Regions from separate parts of the Homo sapiens genome. Here region 1 is linked to region 2. A link is a loop called in an ENCODE intact Hi-C map of the cell type or tissue named here. Cell type or tissue: IMR-90. All regions are shown on one strand. Each heading gives the region's core, and the rest is flanking DNA. Links, peaks and the distances in the headings are about the cores only.

Region 1 (8,000 bases), core at 1-8,000, 84 kb before region 2:
TCTGTCACCCAGGTTGGAGTGCAGTGGAGTGATCTCGGCTAACTACAACCTCCACCTCCTCGGTTCAAGTGATTCTCCTGCCTCAGCCTCCCAAGTAGCTGGGATTACAGGCATGTGCCACCACACCCAGCTAGTTTTTGTATTTTTTGGTAGAGACGGGGTTTCGAACTCCTGACCTCAGGTGATCTGCCCCGCCTCCCAAAATTCTGGGATTACAGGCATGAGCCACCACCCCTGGCCCTTTCAATTTTTTTTTTTTTTTTTTTTTTTTTTTTTTTTTTTTTTGAGACAGAGTCTCACTCCGTCGCCAGGCTGGATTACAGTGGCACGATCTCGGCTCACTGCAATCTCCACCTCCCTGGTTCAGCCTCCCGAGTAGCTGGGATTACAGGCTCGTGCCACCACACCCAGCTAATTTTTGTATTTTTAGTAGAGACGGAGTTTCACCATGTTGGCCAGAATGGTCTCGATCTCCTGACCTCGTAATCTGCCCACCTCGGCCTCCCAAAGTGCTGGGATTACAGCCTTGAGCCACAGCACCCGGCCCCTTTCAGATATTTTTAACCAAGCTGTTCATCTCCCTCACGAAATGTTAAAACAATAGATAAACTGTATATCTGTTTATGTACTGTGGCTCTTGGGAGTGGCACAAATCATTGTGATATCTAAGTCCCCTCCCAATCTCCAAGAATCAGTTTTCACCCTTTTGGATGCAATTTCACCCCTGCCAAGAATGCACGCTAGAGCAGAAGGGAGGGACACTTCTGCCCTTGGGGTCTCTCATCTCCTTGTCTTAGCAACCTCTAGCAGAGGTCCTGAATTTTAAAGACGTTCTCTCCCCTTCACCTCTCCCCTCCTCTGCACCCTCTTCTAACATACACTCTAAGCAGATCCTGGGTCTCTGAATTACCTCTCCAGTCTCCTCCAGCCATTCCCAGGCAGTGGTTGGGGACCTAGAGCTGGTCAGCCTTAAGTCAAGAGAGCCTCCTACCCAGACCCATGTGGCATCTGTCCCTTCTCCCTAACAAATGTGAAGTGCCTGGCCAAGGGCCAGATGTGTAATAGGTGCTCAATGACATTATAATCTTATAAAAATCTTCCTAAGCCAGATCTCGAGTTTAGACAGCAGGGTTGGGGGGTGGAGTGGAAGAGGCTGGGAGCCTCCCTGTGGCTCCTCTGCATCCATCGAGGATTGAGGAGCTATGTGTGCTTGGCAAAGGGCAGGGGGAACTGTAATGCTTTTGTTCAGAGCTGGTCATTAAAGGTAACTCTGGAAACCAAGCCTATTGGGAGTGGTGGTTTTGTTTAATAAAAACGAGAAACAGAACAAGCAGAGCCGTCCCTCCTTGCCATCCCCTGAGGTCCTTCCTTTGGCTTAGGAGCTCTGCCAGAGAAGTAGGGGTGGGACAAGGGTGCCTGGCCTGTGTGCCCAGGGTGGAGGGAGATGATTTTGGATTGTGTTTGTGGTGGTTGTACCAGCAAGCAGATGGGTGGGACCAAGACAGCACTCCAAGGCTGTGAGTCATGGGGGAAACCTGGCCTGGAGTGGAGAGGAAAAGCTAATGGTGAAATACCCTCTCCAGAGCCAGCCTATTGGACATCATCCCAGGATTCAGCTCAAGTTGTTTCGTCTCCTGTCCCCTGACCTTCCACCAAGAAGGCAGCTCCTATGGTGTAAGCCGTCACTCCAGGGGAAGCCTACGATGAATGGGGTTAGAGCCCCCAGATCCCTTACTGGTCTGGAGAGATTTCTAAATCCAGGAATAAACCTCCCCTTGGCCAGGCACAGTGGCTCATGCGAGAAATCTCAGCACTTTGGGAGGCCGAGGCAAGGGGATCACTTGAGCCCAGGAGTTTGAGACCAGCCTGGGCAACATAGTGAGACTCTGCCTGTACAAAAACTACAAAAATTAGCTGGGCATGGTGGCGTGCGCCTGTAGTTCCAGCTACTTGGGAGGCTGAGGTGGGAGGATCACTAGAGCCCAGGAGGTTGAGGCTGTAGTGACCTGTAATCATGCCACTGCACTTCAGCCTGGTTGACAGAACAAGACCCCATCTCAAAACAAACAAACAAAAACACAAAAATGGCCAGATGCGGTGGCTCGTGCCTGTAATCCCAGCACTTTGGGAGGCCGAGGTGGGAGGATCCCTTGAGGTCAGGAGTTTGAGAACAGCCTGGCCAACATGGTGAAACCCTGTCTCTACCAAAAAATACAAAAACTAGCCAGGTGTGGTGGTGCATGCCTGTAATCCCAGCTACTTGGGAGGCTGAGGCAGGAGAACTGCTTGAACCCAGGAGGCAGAGGTTGCAGTGAGCCGAGATCGCGCCACTGCACTCCAACCTAGGTGACAGAGTGAGACCATGTCTCAAAAAAAAAAAAAAAAAAGGCCGGGCACGGTGGCTTAGGCTTGTAATCCCAGCACTTTGGGAGGCTGAGGAGGGCGAATCACATGAGGTTGGGAGTTCAAGACCAGCCTGATCAACATGGAGAAACCCCGTCTCTACTAAAAATACAAAATTAGCCAGGTGTGGTGGCACATGCCTGTAATCTCAGCTATTTGGGAGGCCCAGGCAGGAGAATTGCTTGAACCTAGGAGGCGGATGTTGCGGTGAGCCGAGATCGTGTCATTGCACTCCAGCCTGGGGAGCAAGAGCAAAACTCCATCTCAAAAAAAACAAAAAAACTAAAAAACAAAAACCTCCTCTCACTAGGATTGCTTCCTTATGTTGTAGTTTGAGACCTTTCATGAGGCACTAGGAAGATGGCATTGGCTATAAGAAGTCTGCAGCTCTCTCCCCAGTCCCATTCACTTCCAAGTTCAGCTGGCAAAGACCTTTATCTAGGAAGCCACAGGCCAGGAAAACCAGCCAGCTCAGCCTTTAGGGGTGGGGTGGAGCAGGCAGCAGGGGTAGGGGAGAAGCGGGGGATGCTGGGGGTAGGGCAGAGAGACAAAGTGGATTTGTTTTCCAGCAGCTGGGGCTGTTTCCTGACTATTCCCTGCCTGTCACCCTTAATCCCTCCCTAGCCTATTCACATTGTCTGAGTTTAGTGAAAGGAGGGGCTCTCTCCACCCTTTGGTGGGGCGTGGGTGGGTTTTTAAGTCTGGGAGGTTATGAAGGAAAGATCAGAGCTGAATTTTTTTTAATATATATATATACTGGGGCTGCAGGTAAATTCTGGGTGGAGATGGATGAAGAGGGTTTAGATCCTACAATGATGTATAAGTCTTAAATGATATGCACTCCAGTAGCAGGCAGGGTAAGGGTGATTGTAGGAGCCCCAAAGTGAATGACTGGAAATCAGAGGGAATGCAAAGAGAAGTTGAGACTCTCCTACACTCAGAACAAGGAAAACACCCTTCAATGCCTCAGTGAATGATAAGAGGCAGAGGGATAAACAAAATGCCCTAGGATTGCCCATGATCTGCACTAAGCCGTCTATGGCAGGTAGAGACTACAAGTCCCAGCATGCCCTGTGCCCAGGTCACCTTGCCTGCTGGGAGGTGTAGTTGGGTAACAGAGAGCTGGAGGTGGCTTGGTGCCCAGCAGAGCTGATGCCCAGATGAGAGAAGAGGTGGAGCCAGCATTCCCTCTTTGTCCCTGCTAATGCTATTGACAAGAAGGGAAGGAAGTTGGGAGAGGGTGTTCCTAGTTTTCAGTGTAAACCAGGAAACTCTGGGGGGATGTTGATGGGAGGGAAGAGGAAAGAGGTTGGGGGCTGGGGAAGGAATTTCTGTAGCAGGTGGTGCAGAGATACCGAGCAGCCTATGTATAGGGGTGTGTGTGTGTGGTGTCAGTGAGAGGACTCAGTTTATGTTGCCTTAATTTCTTAGGGGACAGGATTTTTCTTATAATTCTGGGAAATGGTCTTCAGAAAACCCTTTAGAAAAGCGACTATCTCTCGTTCCTTCATTTGAAGTCACTAAAGGGAGTCTGGGCCAAAGAGATCCTATTGATGATCTTGGTCTGCCCTTTCCCTTTCTGTGCTCAGCCTCCCCTGCTCTCTGATGAGGGTGGAGGTGGGGGAGGGAGTGATCCAGAGATTCTGAAATGTTGGCCAGAGTCAAGATCTTGGAAAATCTTCCCGGAATGGAAAGCAGTTCTGGTGCTAAGTCCTCCAAGGAGAAGACAGAAAAGCAAAGAACTGGTTCTGAGCTCCAGGGTCATGGGGAATCTGAGACCACCCATCCTACTCCTAGACCCCTGAGCTCAGGCTTTGTGCTGGGGGCAGGGGGTAGGGAAAGCAAGAATTGAAAAGTAATCTCTCTTCTATCCCAAAGTAGGGAAGTCACAACCAGAAGAAATGTCCAGACTGGGGAGAAAACATGTCCGTGGCTCCCAGCCAGCTTCTTCCTCTTTCCAATATCAATTTCTAAATGTGGGGGAGGGGGAGAATGACCACTGGTGGAGCCAAACAGTATGAAGGAGTCAAAGAAGGTGGAGGTGGGGGAGGGTGGACCACAGTTCTCCATCTCTAAGGCTGGTTCTGAAATAGCTTGAGGCCAGGAGCAGTGGCTTATGCCTGTAATCCCAGCACTTTGGGAGGCCAAGGCGGGTGGATCATTTGAGGTCAGGGGTTCGAGACCAATCTGACCAACATGGTGAAACCCCGAGTCTACTAAAAATACAAAAAAATTAGCCAGGTGTGGTGGCGCATGCCTGCAGTCCCAGCTACTCAGGAGGCTGAGGCAGGAGAATTGCTTGAACCTGGGAGGCAGAGGTTGCAGTCAGCAGAGATCGTGTCACTGCACTGCAGCCTGGGCGACAAAGCGAGACTCCATCTCAAAAAAAAAAAAAAAAAGAAATAGCTTGAGTCTAGGAAATGCACTTCCTTTACTTTACCTGCTTGGGTGGGTAGGTGCAGCTGTGGGCTCAAACCCCTACCCGCTTTCAACTTAGACACTCCCACCACTTGCTTTTCGGCCTGGCTCGGGCAGTGTGCGATTTGCGGCACCAGAGGGCGCTCCGCCCATTTCCAAAGTGGAGCTGTGTCTCCCGAGGGCCGTAGTGGTTTAATATCATCTACGGGTGGAAAGGGATCAGGACAGGGTTGGACGACCACAGAGATTTTAGCCCAAGTGCAATTATTACGCAACCCCATCTCCGACCCGAAGTTTGGTCCCCTGCTCCCGCGGTCTGTTTAGTCACCATTCGTTCAACACACATGTTTTTTAGAGAATGGCGGCGCGAGGCCGGGCGCAGTGGCTCACGCCTGTAATCCCAGAACTTTGGGAGGCCGAGGCGGGCGGATCACCTGAGGTCGGGAGTTCGAGACCAGCCTGACCAATATGGAGAAACACCGTCTCTATTAAAGATACAAAATTTAGCCGGCGTGGTGGCGGGCGCCTGTAATCCCAGCTATTCGGGAGGCTGAGGCAGGAGAATTGCTTGAACCCGGGTGGCGGAGGTTGCGGTGAGCCAAGATCGCGCCCACTGCACTCCAGCCTCGGCAACAGATCGAGACTCCGTTTAAAAAAAAAAAAAAAAAAAAAAACAAGGAGAGAGAGAGAGAAAGAATGGCGACGCGGGGTTGGGGGGCCGGAGATGGGTGATATGTTGCCCAGGCTGGTCTCGAACTCCTGGACTCAAGCCATCCTCCTGCCTCGGTCTCCCACAGCGCTAATATTACAGGCGTGAGCCTACACACATTTATTGAGCGCCCGCCAGTTTCCTGGGGACCACGAGCGTCCCATGCTCCCCTCTCTCCAGGATCGTCACCACCCTGACTCAGGCTCGCCCACATCCGCCTCCTCCGACGCCTCTCATGTCCCTTCTCCTCTTCCCTTAGGATGAAGTGAAGCTGCCGGCCAAACTGAGCATCAGCAAATCGCTGAAAGAGTCGGAGGCGCTGCCAGAGAAGGAGGGCGAGGAGCTGGGCGAGGGCGAGCGGCCCGAGGAGGACGCAGCGGCGCTGGAGCTTTCGTCGGACGAGGCGGTGGAGGTTGAGGAGGTTATTGAGGAGTCCCGCGCAGAGCGTATCAAGCGCAGCGGCCTGCGGCGCGTGGACGACTTCAAGAAGGCCTTCTCCAAGGAGAAGATGGAGAAGACCAAGGTGCGTACCCGCGAGAACCTGGAGAAGACGCGCCTCAAGACCAAGGAAAACCTGGAGAAGACGCGGCACACCCTGGAGAAGCGCATGAACAAGCTGGGCACGCGCCTGGTGCCCGCCGAGCGGCGCGAGAAACTGAAGACGTCGCGGGACAAGTTGCGCAAATCCTTCACGCCCGACCACGTGGTGTACGCGCGCTCCAAGACCGCGGTCTACAAGGTGCCACCCTTCACCTTCCACGTCAAGAAGATCCGCGAGGGCCAGGTGGAAGTGCTCAAGGCCACCGAGATGGTGGAGGTGGGCGCCGACGACGACGAGGGCGGCGCGGAGCGCGGGGAGGCCGGCGACCTGCGGCGCGGGAGCAGCCCCGACGTGCACGCGCTGCTGGAGATCACCGAGGAGTCGGACGCCGTGCTGGTGGACAAGAGCGACAGCGACTGAGCCGCCCCCGCTGCCACCCACCCCATTCCTCGCTCCTTCCGAACTTCCTCTTTCGCATTCTCTCTCGGCTCGAGCTGGCTGAGATTTTTCTAAATTGAAAACACGCCCCCCTCCCCACACCTCCAGGAACTCCACTCCCAGTCTTAGAGCTGTTAGGACCCGATGGGGAGGCAGCCCCCGCAGTGGACAACCCCCGCTTGGACACAGTCCGAGTGGAATGGGAAGGGAATGGTCAATCCCTGTCCTGGTTGTCCAAGTCGGGATCTCAGAGGAAATTGCAGTGATTCCACGGTTAGGCCCCCCTGGGGGGGCTGCCTTCCCCTCAGCCTCTCCCCACACCACCCACCCAGCTGCTGTCATTCCGCTCACTGAGCTCTTCTTCATTCTCACCCTGATCCCTGGGGGACTCAAAGCCAAAACTGCCCAAAGAGGAAAGATTGAATCCTAAAGGGGATCCCTGCCCCCATGGGAGGCCCCCTACTAGAAGGACGTGAAAGCAGCTTTTGGGGGAAACTGAGGCAGTGGGGAAGACAGAGCAGAATGAGCCCTCACCCTGGCTGGGGGTCCAGCACAGGCTGTATCTGCAGAGGGTCCCAGAGGAACGCTGGAGCCAAGAGAAGCCCTGGGAAGGAGGGGTGGGGAACGACATGCATGTGAGGGATGGCACACTGATGTGTTTATGCACCTGTACACAGGAGCGCATGGCCATGGCTTTGGAAAGGAGAATGGAAAAATAGAAGAAGGTCGGCCGGGCTTGGTGGCTTATGCCTGTAACCCCAGCACTTTGGGAGGCCGAGGTGGGCGGATCACCTGAAGTCAGGAGTTCGGGACCAGCCTGGCAAACACCCCATCTCTACTAAGCGAAAACCCATCTCTACTAAAATTACAAAAATTAGCTGGGCATGGTTGCGCATGCCTGTAATCCCAGCTACTTTGGAGGCTGAGGTGGGGAGAATTGCTTGAACCTGGGAGGTGGAGGTTGCAGTGAGCCAAGGTCGCGACACTGCACTCCAGCCTGGGTGACAGAGTGAGACTCCATCTCAACAGAAGGAAAAAAAAGGAAAATAGGAGAAGGTGGAAATGGGTGAAGAGAGAAGTCCCCTCACTAGCTGCATGAGAAATCTATCTTACTGTGGTTCTCCATGGGCAGCAGGACCATTTTTCAGAATCAAGAGGGAGGACAGTGTGAGAAGGCGATGATCCAAAGAAGACAGAGAGGTCAGCCCCACCCGATCCCTCAAATGGGCTCTTGGAGGCACCCCCAGGGGCAGCCCATTTCTCAAAGTCCAGAAAATTAGGGTCCCAGAAGGGGGCAGCAGCAGGCTGGGAGTTAGGAGGGAGAGCAGGGTGCCGGCCCTGCCACCAAGTTGAGAGCTGGAGGGGAGGTGGGGAGAGAACATCACAGAGCAGCCAGCCCTGGTTCACTCCTGGCAGTTTCTTCTCAAGCTCCTTCCCTAGGAGCATGGTGGCACGTGCCTGTGGTCTCAGCTACTTGGGAGGCTGAGGCGG
Region 2 (11,117 bases), core at 1,853-9,852:
AAGTGACATGAACAGAAGTTCCATGTGCCATGGAGCTCTCTGGCTTGGAACATTTCCGTGAATATCTGGGAGTTGGCTCCTCCTTAAGGAGAAGTGGAAAGTCCCTTGCTGAGTTGTTCTCCACACCCATGTGGTATAAAGCAGCTTTCCACCTTGCCTGGGGCTTTCCAAATTCCCCATCCAGCTCCTGCGGCTGACCCTGCTTGGCTCCATTTTTAGTGCCCTGTTTTTCTCTCCCACTGAGGTGGGATAGAGGGTGTAAAAGCAACAGATTTGAGTTAAACTTTAAAATAAATGACCACCTTGCATTAGCTTGCTTAGGAAAAGAGTACATAAAATAAAATGAACAAACAAAAACCCATCTTGTTCTTTATCCCCCTTATTTTCTGCTTTTCATTGATTCAGATTATTGGATTCTTATTGTCAAGAATAAACTTTAAACAAACAAACAAAAAAAGGTAAATGTGACGGAAGGCTAGTTTTCAGTCATTTTTAAAAATTGTGATGCCCCGTTCTTTTTCTTACATTTGTCCCCTGAACAATTCTTCCTCTTTAAAATGTAGCAGTCCTAGCTGGGCGTGCTGGCTCACACCCCGTACTTTGGGATGCCAAGGCAGGCTGGTCACTTGAGGTCAGGAGTTCAAGACCAGCCTGGCCAACATGGTGAAAGCCCGTCTCTACTAAAGATACAAAAATTAGCTGGGTGTGGTGGTGCACGCCTGTAGTCCCAGTTACTGGGGAGGCTGAGGCATGAGAATCGCTTGAACCTGAGAGGTGGAGCTTGCAGTGAGCCAAGATTTTGCCACTGCACTCTAGCCTGGGCAACAGAGTGAAACTCTGTCTCAAAAAAATAAATAAAATAAAATGTAGCAGTCCTTTTTAAAAATGTGGAATTTTACTTGACAGTAGAGTGAAGTAGCCTGTATGCAATGATATGGGAAAATGTACATGACATATTAAGAAAAAGCAAAATGTAAAATAATTTGAATAGTATTATTAGTATATGTGTTTTAAAAATACACTATACTCTTATGTGTATTCATATGTATATTAAGAAATTCTGGAGGAATATACCAGCAGTGCTATGTGTATTAGTGCTGCTGTTGGTATCCATGGCTATTCTAGACTGTCTCTGTGATATTTGCATTTTAAACTGAATATATTACTTTTATAATCAGAAAAATAGTATTAAAAATGAATTATAATTTAATTTCTTTTTTCTTTTTTTTTTTTGAGTCGGAGTCTCGTTCTATCGGATTGCAGTGGTGCGATCTCAGCTCACTGCAACCTCTGCCTCCTAGGTTCAAGCGATTCTCCTGTCTCAGCCTCCCAAGTAGCTGGGACGATAGGTGCATGCCACCACGCCTGGCTAATTTTTGCATTTTTAGTAGAGACAGGGTTTCACCATATTGGTCAGGCTGGTCTTGAACTCCTGACCTCGTGATCCACCCATCTCGGCCTCCGAAAGTGCTGGGATTACAGGCATGAGCCGCTGTGCCCAGACTAGAATTCAATTTTTGAGAATTCATTGACAACTCTTACTTAAAATAAGGTTGCTGTACTGATGTGAGACATTGTTGTAGTCAGTTTGGAAAACAATTTGGCAGTATAAAAATGAACATACCTGTAAACCAACGGTGCCATTCCCAGGATTTAATAGCAGAGAAATCTTTGCATATATGTCCCAGGAGACATATATAAAGTGGACATCAGCCTGATTATAAGCTCTAAATGCAACCCAAATAAATACCCATCAACATTAGAATGAATACATTATTTGTGGTATAGACACAATGGAATACTCCGCAGCTGTGAAAAGGAATACACTGCAGATACACATAACCATGTGGATTCATTTCACATCAAGTGAAAAGTGAATCCCAAAAGAATTCATTGGAGTCCATAAGTGTAAGGTTCACAAATGTCCCAAACTAAACAATACCTGCATTGCTTAGATAAACAAATATGGTAAAACTGTAAAAAAACAAAACAAAACAAGACAAAAAGGGCTAGGAAATGATAAACCCAAAAGACAAAATAGCAGTTATTTCTGAGGGAGGAGGGAAGGGGATGGGGTTGGGGAAGGGCACCCAGAGAATTTTAGGAGTGATGGACTTTTCCTTAAATTGAATGGTGGGTTCATATTGTTTTGTTATTCTTTGTGCCTTACGTATTTTACAAATAACCAATTGGATCTATGTAATATTATAATACAAACTGAGTAAAGGATTAGGTTGAGGATCACAGCATTGGAAGTTCTTGGTGTTGAAGAGAGTAAGTGCCGAGCAAGTTGTGTCCCTGGCAGTTTGTTTGTGACCACCTGGTGGCTTACCCTTCTTGGTGTGGTGAGGCTTGGCATGTCACTTTCCTTGGCTGTGGCTGTTAGTACTGAATGCCATTCTCTCTGAGGAAAAGTGTCCTTCTCTTTTTTATTGATTGACTGATTGATTGAGACAGAGTCTCACTCTGTCACCCAGGCTGGAGTGCAGTGGCGTGATCTCGGCTCACTGCATCCTCTGCCTCCTGGGTTCAAGCGATTCTCCTGCCTCAGCCTCCTGAGTAGCTGGGACTACAGGCGCCCACTACCACACCCAGCTAATTTTTGTATTCTTAGTAGAAACGGGGTTTCACCAAATTATTGGCCAGGCTGGTCTCGAACTCCTGACCATGTGATCCACCTGCCTCGGCCTCCCAAAATGCTGGGATTGTAGGTGTGAGCCATCACGCTCAGCCTTTTTTTTTATTTAATTTAATTTTTTTTTAAGACAGGGTCTCACTCTGTCACCCCAGCTAGAGTGCAGTGGCACAATCATAGCTCGCTGCAGCCTCCATCTCCTAGGCTCAAGCCATCCTCCCACCTCAGCCTCTCGAGTAGCTGGGGCTATAGGTGTGCACCACCACACCCAGCTAATTTTTGTATTTTTTGCAGAGATGGAGTTTTGCTGTGCTGCTTAGACTGGTCTCGAACTCCTGGGCTCAGGCAATCCTCCTGCCTTGGCCTCCCAAAGTGCTGGGATTACAGGCATGAGCCACCACACCTGGCCTAAGAGTGTCCTTCTCGTTACTGTAGGCTTCCCTGATTGTGACTGAGGAGCTGCACCTGATCACCTTTGAGACCGAGGTGTATCACCAAGGCCTCAAGATTGACCTAGAGGTAAGTTCTGCAGCAGAATCGGTGAGAGGCTACGTACAGGGGTGACTCAGGACAAAAACTTCCACTGGGATTTTTACAAGAGAAGGTGGAATGATTACTGTTTGCTTAACACTGTGTTTATTTTTGCTTACTTTTCTCCAAAAAAATCCTTGGCATCCCATCTGGCAATAAAGTCTTGCTTGAATGCTTAGAAGATGTGTGTATATTCAGCTTTCAGCAAACTTGATATGAAAATCTCTATTTAGAAATTGATTGGCCGGGCGCGGTGGCTCACGCCTGTAATCCCAGCACTTTGGGAGGCTGAGGCGGGTGGATCACGAGGTCAGGAGTTCGAGACCAGCCTGGCCAACATGACGAAACCCCGTCTCTACTAAAATACAAAAATTAGCTGGGTATGGTGGCGGACGCCTATAATCCCAGCTACTCGGGAGGCTGAGGCAGGAGAATCACTTGAACCTGGGAGGCAGAGGTTGCAGTGAGCTGAGATTGTGCCATTGCACTCCAGCCTGGGTGACAGAGTGAGACTCCGTCTCAAAAAAAAAAAAAAGAAATTAGAACTGACTTTATAAAGTTTGGGCATAAGAGTCTTAGCAGCCAGTGTGTTTAGTATACAGAAAATTGTGGCAATGACATTCTCCTTTCCCAACTTTCTTGATTTTTAAATTAAGATATACCTAGAAAAGCAGGAATCCTGGTCTTTGATTCCTGAGACCTCCCTGTTTCATGTGAAGATACAGCTTCAAGTCTTGGAGAATGCCTCCAAGGTCTTAAAAATGGGGAATCTGTGGATTGTGAGTCAAGCTTTGAGCAAGTCAGGTTTTACAAGGGACCGGTATATTCCGACTGCAGCCTGAGTTGTGTGGCCACGCTGGGCATTCTTTCCACTATGAGTGCTCACTGAGCTGACTCACTCACACTCCTCGCCTAGAGTTGGCAGCAGGTGTGGTTTATGGCATGTCCTTTCATTCTGAGCCCCGTGAGATGCGGGTGAAGAGATTTCCAAGGCTGTGAGAGCCCCTCTGCCTCCCCAGCTCAGTCCCCACTCCCTCCGCAGACCCACTCCTTGCCAGTTGTGGTGATCTCCAACATCTGTCAGATGCCAAATGCCTGGGCGTCCATCCTGTGGTACAACATGCTGACCAACAATCCCAAGGTTAGTGCCCCCTCCTTTTAGTTGGTGCCCCGGGATCTCTTGCGACTTAGGGGTACCTAGTATAGACAATGAGCACCATCCCTCATCTAAACAAGCAAATGTGTTCTTTCCAATAGAATGTAAACTTTTTTACCAAGCCCCCAATTGGAACCTGGGATCAAGTGGCCGAGGTCCTGAGCTGGCAGTTCTCCTCCACCACCAAGCGAGGACTGAGCATCGAGCAGCTGACTACACTGGCAGAGAAACTCTTGGGTCCGCATTTCACCCCTTCTCCCTCCCGCCCACCCGCCCAGAAAAGGGATCCGGCCCATAGGGCTGTTCATTTGGGCCATGTCTACTGAGCATTAGGCCATGTTTCTTTCCTGAGCAAGGCGCTGTGCTGGTGCCAGGAAACAGGGGAGTTGGGGAGTTGGGGTGCAGAGACAGTTTGCAGTTTTCAGTCGAGGTGATCATTTTTGAGGTGGGAGGTAGATTTCTTTTCTCCTGGTTGCTGTCTCATTCACCCACTCTATCTAACTTTAGAAGATCTTTTAAGTGTGTGTTGGAAGGTGGCACTAAAGGCTTGACATTCCCTGTCCATTTTTTTAATAAACTATAGGCTAGTTGGTTTTTTTTGTCTTATTTTATTTATTTATTTATTTTTTTGAGACGAGTCTTGCTCTGTTGCCCAGGCTGGAGTGCAGTAGTGTGATCTCGGCTCACTGCAACCTCCGCCTTCTGGGTTCAAGCGATTCTTCTGCCTCGGCCTCCCGAGTAGCTGAGACTACAGGTGCTCACCACCACGCCCAGCTAATTTTTGTATTTTTAGTAGAGACGGGGTTTTACCATGTTGGCCAGGATAGTCTCCGTCTCTTCACCTCGTGATCCGCCCACCTCGGCCTCCTAAAGTGCTGGGATTACAGGCTTGAGCCACTGTGCCCAGCGTAGGCTAGTTTTTAAAAAAGAATTAGTGGAATATTTTATGTGCCACCTGGGCTAGAAGTAGCTTTGTTCTAATAAAGCTGTTGCCACCAAATACACCTGTCTGACACCCGATGTCAGCTTGTTAGTGAGTGCTGCTGTTGGTTCCCAGCCTACCACCCGAGGTTGGGAAGAGCAGGGGGACTTGTTATATCACCCTCCATCCCTGCTGGGCTACCCAGCAACACAAGTGAGTCAAATGATGGGATAGTGTTTGTCCTCATGTGCACACACACAACAGTGCCTACCTTCAAAGATGTGAAAGCTGATTATTTTGTGGCCCATTGTGGGATGAATGTGTGTGTGTTCTGTTTTAAGAAATAACCTCTTGACCCCAAGCTGAAAATGTACTACTTGACTCTTTTTCTTTCCTTCAGGACCTGGTGTGAATTATTCAGGGTGTCAGATCACATGGGCTAAATTTTGCAAAGTAAGCAATCTTGTTAAATTCTCGTGGGAATGGGAATGCTCACCTGCACGGCTGTCGTTGAGGGCTCTGGCTTGAAGGCCCTGAACTCTTGGTCCAGCGGCCAGTAGGACCTGCCTGAAGGTAGACGGGCCTGAGGATTTGGGTGATGCACTGCACCCCTAGGAAGGGAAGGGCTGGGATGGCAGTAGACTTGGCTTTCCCATTACTCTTTTCTCCAGGAAAACATGGCTGGCAAGGGCTTCTCCTTCTGGGTCTGGCTGGACAATATCATTGACCTTGTGAAAAAGTACATCCTGGCCCTTTGGAACGAAGGGTAGGTTGGACAGAGTGTGCACAGATGTAACCAAGTCCCCTGCTCTCAGCAAGCCAGTGGCAGGGGATGGATGCCCTGTTAGCAATAACAACATTGTTCCTCCTCCTTGGCTCCAGGTACATCATGGGCTTTATCAGTAAGGAGCGGGAGCGGGCCATCTTGAGCACTAAGCCTCCAGGCACCTTCCTGCTAAGATTCAGTGAAAGCAGCAAAGAAGGAGGCGTCACTTTCACTTGGGTGGAGAAGGACATCAGCGGTAAGGGAGGCTCCCACCCACCCCACCTGCTGGTGGCTGCTGAGGCCTCATCACTGCTTCTAGTTGCAAGCACCTACTGCCCCCTGGTGGGTGGAGATGGCCTTGACTCCCTGTTTCACTCAGACTCGCAAAACACATTTGCGTGACTTCTAAATCCTTCCAGCTGAAGGATTGGTTTGCTTTGTTTTGCTTGCTCCAGTGACTATTTGTTGAGAATTTTGCAATTTAAATTGTATTCTTCATCTCTTTTTCTACTTAACCCTGTTAATATATCTTACGCAAGTAGTTATATTCAAGTTTATTTTCTATGACCCAACTAGTAGCCTCTTCTTAATTAGAAGCCAGCCTGAATATTTCCACAGTGCCAGGCCACTGAACAGGGTGTTCAGGGTCTCAACACTAGGGTGGCTTAAGTCTTTTCCCCTTCGAGGAAAGAAAAAATGGGCAGTTTTCTCTGAGATGACCTAGCTGTAGGTTCCATGATCTTTCCTTCCCATGTCCTGTGACAGGTAAGACCCAGATCCAGTCCGTGGAACCATACACAAAGCAGCAGCTGAACAACATGTCATTTGCTGAAATCATCATGGGCTATAAGATCATGGATGCTACCAATATCCTGGTGTCTCCACTGGTCTATCTCTATCCTGACATTCCCAAGGAGGAGGCATTCGGAAAGTATTGTCGGCCAGAGAGCCAGGAGCATCCTGAAGCTGACCCAGGTAGTTGTTGATTTTCCATGTTCCTGGCATTTAATTTTTGGGAAAAGTTGGAAATTTTGGGATCCTTGGAGGATAGATAGGCAAATGCCTGAATAACCTGGGGGATAATTATTTCTCCTTATGGGAAAGAATTGTAGTGAGTGCTTTTGTTGGGGTGACCGATGGGATTTGAGAGGAGAATCAGAATCACTTAGAGTAGTGTAGTTCCTGCTCCACAGAGAGTGCATGAGTCTAAAGAGGGGATACAGCCTGGGCAATATGGTGAAACCTCGTCTCTACAAAAAATCCAAAAAAATTACCCGGTGTGGTGGCACGCATTTGTAGTCGTAGCTACTTGGGAGGCTGAGGTGGGAGGATCACCTGAGCCAAGGAGTTCAAGGCTGTAGTGAGCGGTGATCATGCCACCGCACTCCAGCCTGGCTGATAGAGTGAGATACTGTGTCAAAAAATAAAAATAAAGAGGGGATCAATACACATACGTCCCCCAAAACATGCCTGAAACACGAGAAGGGAAAGTGAGGGCAGTTAACAGGATGCCCTGCTGGCACAGTGCTTCTTAGTAGATGCTAGAAGGTTTGAGGCCCAGATTTCAGCCCAGCATATGGCTTTTTGCCTGTAACTGAACCATGTCAGTGTGCCAGATGGTCTGAAGAAAGGGTTTCTGGAGGAAATTATTATTAGCTGCATGGGAGTATGGTTTACACTAGAGTAGAAGAGCTGGGAGCATCACGTTTGAAGGGGAAGACAGTGACTGGGTGGAGGGGCAAGGGATTAGTATTTAGAGTGTGCAACTATTGAAAATAAGGTATATTTTAATGTGTAAGAGGACATGTACTTATATGTTATATATAAATTATTTTAGCTGGGTGAAGTGGCTCATGCCTATAGTCCTAGCACTTTGGGAGGCCCAGGCGGGAGGATCACTTGAGCCTGGGAGTTTGAGAACAGCCTAGACAACATAGTGAGACCCTATCTATACAAAAATAATTTTTTTTAAATTAGCCACGTGTGGTGGTTTGTGCCTGTAGTCCTAGCTACTCGGGAGGCTGAGGTGGGAGGATTGCTTAAGCCCAGGAGGTTGAGGCTGCAGTGAGCCATGATCGCACCACTGCACTCCAGCCTGGGTGACAGAGCAAGACCTTGACTCACCAAAAAAAAAAAAAAAAAAAAGAGAGAGAAATTAAAAATACTGTAATCTCAGCTGGGCATGGGGGTTCACACCTGCAGTCCTAGCACTTTGGGAGGCTGAAGCAGGAGGATCACTTGAGGCCAGGAACTCAAGACCAGCCTGGCAACATAGCAAGACCCCACTACACACACACACACACACACACACAAAGAAGAGAAAGAAAAAAACGAAACAAAACTGTAATCTCTGCAGCTGTCCTCAGTGTGGAGGGGGTAGCCCTGTCTGTTCCCCTTCAGCACTTGCTGTTTTGACTCTCTGGGTTCTTTGTGCAGGTCTTGATGGGGAGTCTCTGGTTTGCCATTCTTTGTTTGATTTAACTTTCTGTAATCATAAAGCCAATGATGGGCTTTTTTTTTTTTTTTTTTTTTAGACTAAGTCTTGCTCTATCACCCAAGCTGGAGTGCAGTGGCACCATCTCGGCTCACTGCAACCTCCACCTCCCGGTTCAAGCAATTCTCCTGCCTCAGCCTCCCGAGTAGCTGGGATTATGGGCTTGTGCCACCATGCCCAGCTGATTTTTGTATTTTTTGTAGAGAAAGGGTTTCGCCATGTTGGCCAGGCTGGCCTCGAACTCCTGACCTCAGGTGATCTGCCCACTTCAGCCTCCCAAAGTGCTGGGATTACAGGCGTGAGCCACTGTGCCTGGCCTAATGATGGGCTCTTTAATGTGATCCTTTAGGGTTGGCGCCTTGCCCTAGTTGCTGTTGAAAAAACTATTTTTGTCCAAATAGCACACACACAGAAACCTACCAACTTCCCTCCCACTTTTTCCTAGGAATTCCTTCTGAGGGATTTCTTGAGATGGGGCAGAATGGGGCTTGGAAGAGGGAGTTGGAGCTAATTGACCGTTGCCTTTCTCCTTTGTTGGGGTCCTGAGTCTTGTTCCTGCTGTAAGAGTTACTCACTTCCTGTCTGCCACCTATCTCCCTTTGCATGTGTGCTTCAGTTGGGAGATCTGTTTATCAGCCCCTGCCACACGGCTCTTTGTTCCTTCTGCAGAGGACGTTGGGGTCCCACGGCTGGTCCTTTTGACTCATTTTGCTTTCAAGGTCCCACCTCCCAGTCTGAGGCTGCATCCTCCATTACCATCGCCCTTCCTGTGGGCTGGGAGGCCAGGTCCTTTCCTGCCCAGCGATGTCAGCGTTTCCTCAGGGGCCAGGCACTCATCAGGAGAAAGGAACTAATTACTTGAGTAATTTGCCTTGCCTTGCTGAGAGGAGTGTGCCCTGAGGGACTCCATGTGAGTGTGGTGACGGGTGTGGGGGTGTCCCTGTGTTATTTTAAAATGGGTGCCTTCAGGACGATGAGCATGTGACCATTTCCTCTCTATTTCCATCACAAGAGTATTATGGTATGAGGGTCTCAGGTTAGATTATCCTCCCAAGACTCTTCTCTCTTCCTTCTCTACTGGAAGCCCACATAGCATTTCCTTATGGCTTGAGGGAGAGGTTCGGAGCCACTTACAAATTAGATAAAGTACATTTACAATCTTGTACAAAGCCACACAATGAAGTCATTTTTCTCAGCTTTTTTTTTTTTTTTTTTTTTTTTTTTGAGCCTGAGTCTCGCTCTATCGTCCAGACTGGAGTGCAGTGGCGCGATCTTGCTTCACTGAAACCTCTGCCTCCCAGGTTCAAGAGATTCTCATACCTCAGCCTCCTGAGTAGCTGGGATTACAGACATGCACCACTATGCCTGGCTAATTTTTGGATTTTTAGTAGAGACCGGGTTTCACCCTGTTGGCCAGGCTGGTCTCGAACCCCTGACCTCAAGTGATCTTCCCGCCTGGGCCTCCCAAAGTGCTGGGATTATAGGTGTGAGCCACAGTGCCCAGCCTTGTTTTTGTTTTTGTTTTGTTTTGACAGTCTGTCACTCTGTCACCCAGGCTGGAGTGCAGTGGTGCGATCTCACCTCACTTCAGCCTCTGCCTCCCAGGTTCAAGTGATTCTCCTGTCTCAGCCTCCTGAGTAGCTGGGATTACAGGCGTGCCACCACGCCCAGCTATTTTTGTAATTTCATTAAAGACAGGGTTTCCCCATGTTGGTGAGGCTGGTCTTGAACTCCTGGCCTCAAGTGATCCACCTGCTTCAGCCTCCCAAAGTGCAGGGATTACAGGCATGAGCCACTGTGCCTGGCCTCAGCTATCTTGAATGCTGGAGAATTAAATCCTTTTCTGTCTAGGGTGTCAGCTCCCTAAGGGCTGGGCCAAAACAGTTGGATTTATAAGACACTAGAGTCTTGCCTCAGTAGCTCCTTTGAATTCTGCACTGAATTGATCAGTTTCTTGGCCCAAAGTAAACTCAGATGGCAGCCCAAGAGCCACTCTGCAGTGCCTTCTTTCACATGGTCATCATGCTCTCTGATCCCTCAGGTTCTGTCTAAGCCTCATGTTTTATGACCGTGCTGTTCTCAGCCCACCTCACCCTGCCCCATGCCTTCTCAATGGTTTGTTCACCTGAATTCCCCAGATTTCATGCCAGTATCCCCAAGGTTCCTTGACCTCTTGGTGTAAGCATTCAGCATCTAAAATTCATTTTATTCCCGTCAACGCATTTCTAACTGTAGAACAAGAATTATAAATGACAAAGCTCATAGAAAATTGGCACCTTGTCTTCCCCCTCCCTCTTATTTTATACATAAAAGAGAATATGGGCTGGGCATTGTGGCCAAGGCTGGGCATGATAGCTCATACTTGTAATCCAGCACTTTGGGAGGGTGAGGCAGATGGATCACCTGAGGTCAGGAGTTCAAGACCAGCCTGGCCAACATGGTGAAACCTCATCTCTACTAAAATTACAAAAAAAAAATTAGCTAGGCATGGTGGCAGATGCCTGTAATCCAGCTACTCAGGAGGCTGATGAAGGAGAATCACTTGAACCCTGGAGGCAGAGGTTGTAGAGAGCCAAGATGGCGCTACTGCACTCCAACCTGGGCGAAAGAGAG

What was found. Peaks named below come from ENCODE experiments on the same cell type or tissue, not always from the same donor. Only the 100,000 strongest peaks of a DNase experiment are listed, where the experiment ranks them.
Region 1: a loop joins it to region 2, with 9 times the contacts of the local background. A loop is called at or near these places in 108 of 110 quality-filtered maps.

The regions. Positions count from the first base shown.
Region 1 is chr17:42,403,178-42,411,177 of GRCh38, reverse strand. It overlaps CAVIN1 (caveolae associated protein 1), which reads left to right. Exons shown (of 2, transcript NM_012232.6): 2 at 5,790-8,000. The coding sequence ends at 6,491. Among named protein-coding and RNA genes, the nearest start is that of CAVIN1, 16 kb to the left of the region's middle. RefSeq lists an enhancer at 4,818-4,867. In IMR-90, for the core only: CTCF peaks have their summits at 4,962 (motif pointing right) and 7,782 (motif pointing right); DNase peaks (open chromatin) are centred at 1,567 and 4,997; H3K27ac peaks cover 3,224 bases.
Region 2 is chr17:42,318,153-42,329,269 of GRCh38, reverse strand. It overlaps STAT3 (signal transducer and activator of transcription 3), which reads left to right. Exons shown (of 24, transcript NM_139276.3): 15 at 3,071-3,154; 16 at 4,209-4,307; 17 at 4,424-4,559; 18 at 5,645-5,697; 19 at 5,916-6,010; 20 at 6,127-6,266; 21 at 6,776-6,988. Among named protein-coding and RNA genes, the nearest start is that of STAT5A, 35 kb to the right of the region's middle. RefSeq lists an enhancer at 1-453. In IMR-90, for the core only: CTCF peaks have their summits at 4,038 and 6,339 (motif pointing left); DNase peaks (open chromatin) are centred at 3,219, 4,029, 6,329 and 9,099; H3K27ac peaks cover 1,699 bases.